Regions from separate parts of the Homo sapiens genome. Here region 2 is linked to region 1. A link is an interaction called in ENCODE POLR2A ChIA-PET data of the cell type or tissue named here. Cell type or tissue: Panc1. All regions are shown on one strand. Links, peaks and the distances in the headings refer to the core of each region. The heading gives the core; the rest is flanking DNA. Region 1 has its middle 11 kb from the start of RNF6. Region 2 overlaps CDK8 (cyclin dependent kinase 8).

Region 1 (2,920 bases), core at 222-2,721:
CTGAGGCAGGAGAATCGCTTGAACCCGGGAGGTGGAGGTTGCAGTAAGCCAAGATCATGCCACTGCATTCCAGCCTGAGTGACTGAGCAACACTCTGTCTCAAAAAAAAGATCAAATATTGCTGGGATTGCATTATCTCAAAGATTTTCTATTAAGACTAGCTCTACAGATGGTAGAGGACTCAGAAATGGTTGGCACCTAATTGAGAATGTGTATTTAATTAATTAGATGTTTTATCTAATAGGTCTGCTCTCCGACATTTCTCCACCTACTTTGCGCATCTGGATGGATCCTGTGGGAACCTGAAGAAGACCAAGTTGGACCATGTGCTCTTCCGCATACAGGTGGGGACACCACAGAAGTTCTGCACTGTGGCCCCACACTGCCTCGGGAGGTAGCACGGCCAGCTCTGCAGGGCTTGTGCACCAAAAGAGAAGCTAAAACTAGTTTGGTAACTTTTTTTTTTAAAAATAAATAGAGATGGGGGTCTCACTATGTTGCCCAGGCTGGTCTTGAACTTCTGGGCTGAAGTAATCCTCTCGCCTCGGCCTCCCAAAGTACTAGGATTACAGCTGTGAGCCACTGCTCCTAGTCCTGGTTTGGTAACTTTTTTTTTTTTTTTTTTGAGACAGAGTTTCGTTTTTGTCGCCCAGGCTGGAGTGCAGTGGCACAATCTCAGCTCACTGCAACCTCTGCCTACCGAGTTCAAGCAATTCTCCTGCCTCAGTTTCCCAAGTAGCTGGGATTACAGGCACCCACAACCATGCCTGGCTATGGCTATTTTTTTGTATTTTTAGTAGAGACAGGGTTTCACCATGTTGGCCAGGCTGGTCTTGAACTCCTAGCCTCAGGTGATGCGCCCACCTCGGCCTCCAAAAGTGCTGGGATTACAGGCATGAGCCACCCTGCCCGGCTCCTAGTTTGGTAACTTTTGACCTCCATTTAATGTACACAAGGCAGAGATAATTACTTTTGAAAGCTGAAAGCCAGGAAAGTTGAGGAGTGTCTGGGATCTTACCTGAAGCTATTTGAGACCACGGGAGTGTTCCCTGTGGGTCATACTCTCAGGGATGTTTGTGATCACTAAAGTGAAAAATTAGCTCAGGTCAATTATATTTATAAATATGACTTGATATTAAATGTCAGCTTATGACATCATGAGGGAAAAATGCACTTATCTCTCTACCTTTTACAATCACTTATTCATTTATTCCATATTTATTATCTGCCTACTACAAATACTGAGGCAGGCCCTGGAAATATCTAGAGGAGTAAGACGAAAAATCTACCACCATGGACATCATAGTCTTGTCCAGTGGTTCTCAATCTCAACTGCATATTAGAATAATCTGGGAGCTTTTTTTAAAAAAAATCACTGATGGCCGGGCACAGTGGCTTATGCCTGTAATCCCAGCACTTTGAGAGGCCAAGGTGGGTGGATCACCTGAGGTCAAGAGTTTGAGACCAGCCTGGGCGACATGATGAAACCCCATCTCTACTAAAAATACAAAAATTAACCGGGTATGGTGGCAGGCGCCTGTAATCCCAGCTACTTGGGAGGCTGAGGCAGGAGAATCGCTTGAACCTGGGAGGTGGAGGTTGCAGTGAGCCAAGATCACACCATTGCACCCAGCCTGGGCAACAAAAGCAAAACCCCATTTCAAAAAATAAATAAAAATTTAAAAATCACTGATGCCCAGGCCCCATACCTGACCAATCAATTCTGCATGTTTTGGGAATCAGGCCCATGCATCAGTAGTTTTAACAGCTCCTTAGAGGATCCTAATATGTAGCCAACATTGAAAACCACTGGGCTAGTAAATATTAAAGGGTTTAGGGTAGGGCTGCAAATATAATATAATCACCTGGGAAGTTAAAAGTGTATATTTGTGTATGTATGTGTGAGTACATATGTATCCTTTCCTATCCCTCCCCTCACCCTAAGGCATACTGAGATCCTTAGAGAGGGGAGTACTGTATGTATTTTGGAAAATTCCTTTCCTTAAACAAGTAGAAAGTAGAAAGGAAATTATAATACCATCTGATAAATGAAAGATACAGGTTACTGCAGGTTACTGTAAGATCACATAGACAGAAAACCTAGCCAAGGCCGATGAGGTCAGCGAATCTTGTCCAAAAGGAGCTATAAGAGCTATGACTCCTAAAAGAGTTAGCCAGGCAAAGGGAGATTGGGTAGGTTTTTCCAAATAAAAGGCCTAAGCTCAGGCTAGTCTTTGGCAAATTCTTGTTCAGCTCTTTCCCCTTCCCTGTTCTTCCTCCCTCCCTACTGAAAGGTCTCTCCTGAAGAGTACTTCATGATAAATCACTGACTCAGGCCCAGTTTCCAGGTAGTCCCAACTAAGATAGTTAGTGCCAGAGGAGTTTCAGGAAGCAGGATGGACTTCTGGAGTTGGATCATCTACTAGACAATGGATCATTAGACCTTGGTGGAGTATCATCAGTTCCCAGCCTACCTGCCCAGGCTGCCTTTCACCTGTGGTGGGCTGGAATATGATGCGGGTGAAAGGGAATGCAGTGGCTGGTGCTATGTCCCTGGCATTGTGGAGATATTGGAAAATAGTAATTGAAGGGACCGTAGAATTGGATGGCTGCTGCTGGTCACCGATTATGTGCTTAAGAGAGGAAATGACAGGCTCAGGTCAGCTAATCATGAATGAAAAGTGCAGTGTGAGAGACAGAGGGCCTGCTAGACAGCATTGCAAGAGACTCTCATCACCTGCAGCTGCAGGACAGCCCAACATTTTTCTGTAACAAAGAACTACAGTGAAGGCTTAATGTTCAGTCAAAGCAGATCTCCTTCATTAAAGGCAGAGCCCTGCAAGGGTAGGGTGGGACTCTGAACTGTGCAATAAGGCTATATCTCATTGCTGGGTAGATAGATGCAGCATTTGACCTCCAG
Region 2 (2,920 bases), core at 223-2,722, 150 kb before region 1:
TTTGAACAGGAGGAGCTGATCCTCCTCCCTACTCTCTATCATCACCCTGGGGCTGCCAGGTACATACAGCATGGGCCAAAAGTTGGAGGACTCTTCCCTGAAGACTTTGGCTTCAGAGGAAAGACCTGCGCCTTCTGGCATTTAGAGGTTACCCCAGGCAACGGTGGCTCTCTGCTGTATCACCCTAAAGTTCTCACTCTATAAGCCCCATGATTTATACAAAGTTCTCAAGCAGTTTTAGTAACCTGATTTTTAAATACAAAGAGACACTCAAGGGTCACCAAACAGTTGAAGAATGCTTGCTACATGGAAGGGAGAGATCAAAACATACAATGAAAAGAGTGACTGTAAAGAAAACACAGATAATTATTCTGGGAATACTGCAAAATACAAACAAATCAGCAATGTTATCATTGTCTTCACAGATAGTAGGCTTTTCTTTCTATTAAAAAATACAAGATACTATGAAAAAGTAATCAGAGAACAAGAAGAGGTTTTTAGAAATGGATATGACAAAGGCAGAAAAACATGAGAAAAAAGTAGTATAAAGGATTAATCCAAGAAATTTAACATCTGACGACACTGAGTTGAGGAAAGAGAGAAACAGAAAACATTGAGGAGGAAATCAAAGGACTACACAAGAGAATTTCCCACAGATACAAGATATGAACTTCAGATTGAGTGTGCCCACCAAGTGGTCAGCATATCACTGTGAAATACAAGGATGAGAAATCCTTTTTGTTTCTAGAAAGAAAAAACCCAGGTGATCTACCAATGACTGGGAACAAGACAGGCAGGAGACTTCATTAGCAATATTGACACTAGAAGGCAATGGAGGGGTGTCATCCAAGTTCTGAGAGGAAAATTCTTTTGTACCTAGAATTGTAAACCCTGGCAAGCTAGCAAGTATGATACCGACCAGCATTTTTCAGAAATACAAGAACTAGAAAATTTACCTCTAAGATACAGTTCCAAAGGAATTTACATGAGAACATACTGTAGCAAAATAAGAAATGAAATCATGAAATCCAGAAAGCAATAGATCTAACCCAGAGGAATAAAAAAGGGAAAAGGCAGGATGAAGTGGTAGAATATGCCTGGAGACCAACCAATCCAAAATAGAAAACCTCAGGATGCAGTTACCCAGTAAAGGAAAAGTGGGTTTAATACCATCCTGGAGGATACAGAACAAGTTAAGGAAACCATAAAGACACAAAATAAAGAAAAGAAGAAAGGTAAAGCACACACAAAAAAACTACTTGATGATAATGCAACCAAAGAGAATGAAGCAGAATCAGGTTTGAGTAATGGACAAGCGATGGTGAAAGGCCTAGCAGCTGAGCATTAAATGCACAACTTAAGTATAAACAACTGTGGGAACTATGGTTAGCAAACAAAACAATGTCAACATTGACAAAGTGATGAAGATATTACTAATTCTGCTTATAGATTGAGAGGTTGGTAGGGGAAGAAGTGTAAGAGCACTAATTTCCTCATTCTTTATAATAGGGAGGTAACTGATATTATCAAAAACAGAAAAGTGGATTAAAATGTCCTAAAGTGCTAAATTGTTTTTCATAATGTCTTTCCTTTAATTTTAGGGGGCTCTTTTAGAAGTTAGTATTTCTTTTGGTAAAAGAAACATTTGTCTTAAGTTAAAGGACTTCAAAATTGTAGTTTTATAAATTAAATATAAAATTTTAAATAGAATGCATAATATGATCCCATTTAATTACAAAGATTTTTGATATCTTTCTATGCAGAGAGAAGTATGTGGAATGATATACCCCTATTGCTACTGATAGTATTTCTAGGTAGTAGAATGTTGGGTTAGGCCTTGCTCTTACTTTTATTTTTTATTTATTTATATTTTTTGAGACAGTGTCTCCCCGTCGCCTAGGCTGGAGTAGAGTGGTGCGATCATGACTCATTGCAACCTTTGCCTACCAGGCTCAAGCGATCCTCCCAGCTCAGCCTCCCGAGTAGCTGGGACTACAGGTGCACACCACCATGCCCGGCTAATTTTTAAAAATTTTTGTAGAGACAACGTCTCACTATTTTGCCCAGGCTGGTCTCAAAACTACTGGACTCAAGTGATCCAGCTGCCTCCGCCTCCCAAAGTGCTTGGATTACAGGCATGAGCCATCACACTCAGTCTGCTCTTACTTTTATAATTTGCTATACTACTTAATTTAAAAATATATAGGAATGTGTGTCTTTTAAAGAAACTTTTAAAAACTCATGGAATTTTAATTAGTTCTACTCACCAATAGCTTTGGTATAATGCCTTGCTCCAAGAAGTAGTTCAGGGGCTCGGTACCAGAATGTAACAACCACTGGATCCAAATCTGCTAAAGGCTTCAAAGGTGAATTAAATAATCGGGCAAAGCCCATGTCAGCTGTAAAATAATAAAAAAAAAATCATGCTAAGTAAATGATTTTTACAAATCTAACCAATTAGTCTAATTTACCATCTTATTCAGTAAGATGAAAAATGTGCTCAATTCTAGGGGAAGAAACCCACAAAACATCCATTTTAGAAGTCTTACATAAAGCAAGTTTGAAAGCTCCATTCTCTTCAAATTACTGTTACCCAGTTCTTCAATGGGGTTATAGTCAAGCTCTGCTGCCTGAGGTCAGGGGTGACCTTGCTTCTCTGGGCAGATTTTTCTTTCCATGTGTCACCCCACCGTTAGGGACAGGGTTGTTGAGCTGCATTTCCATTCTTAGTACTGGTCACAAGCACCAGGAAATGGGATCAGTTAGAGTAAGGCTTTCCATTATTTCCATCAACAAGCCTGTTCACTGGTATAATTAATCAGAAGCTGACTATGCAATATTTTAACACCATTATTTCCCCTATTACTTGGGATGAATTTCACTAACTTAATTTTAAGGAATCACAGTATTTTTTTTAAAA

Evidence for each region. ChIA-PET counts read pairs that join two places held together with the same protein. Peaks named below come from ENCODE experiments on the same cell type or tissue, not always from the same donor. Only the 100,000 strongest peaks of a DNase experiment are listed, where the experiment ranks them.
Region 2: POLR2A ChIA-PET joins it to region 1 with 7 read pairs; 2 of 35 experiments call an interaction of 5 or more read pairs at or near these places.

What each region holds. Positions count from the first base shown.
Region 1 is chr13:26,231,664-26,234,583 of GRCh38, reverse strand. It overlaps the pseudogene THAP12P6. Among named protein-coding and RNA genes, the nearest start is that of RNF6, 11 kb to the right of the region's middle. In Panc1, for the core only: no CTCF peak of the experiment used is centred there; no DNase peak of the experiment used is centred there.
Region 2 is chr13:26,384,690-26,387,609 of GRCh38, reverse strand. CDK8 (cyclin dependent kinase 8) reads right to left here. Exons shown (of 13, transcript NM_001260.3): 6 at 2,268-2,399. Among named protein-coding and RNA genes, the nearest start is that of CDK8, 130 kb to the right of the region's middle. In Panc1, for the core only: no CTCF peak of the experiment used is centred there; a DNase peak (open chromatin) is centred at 1,369.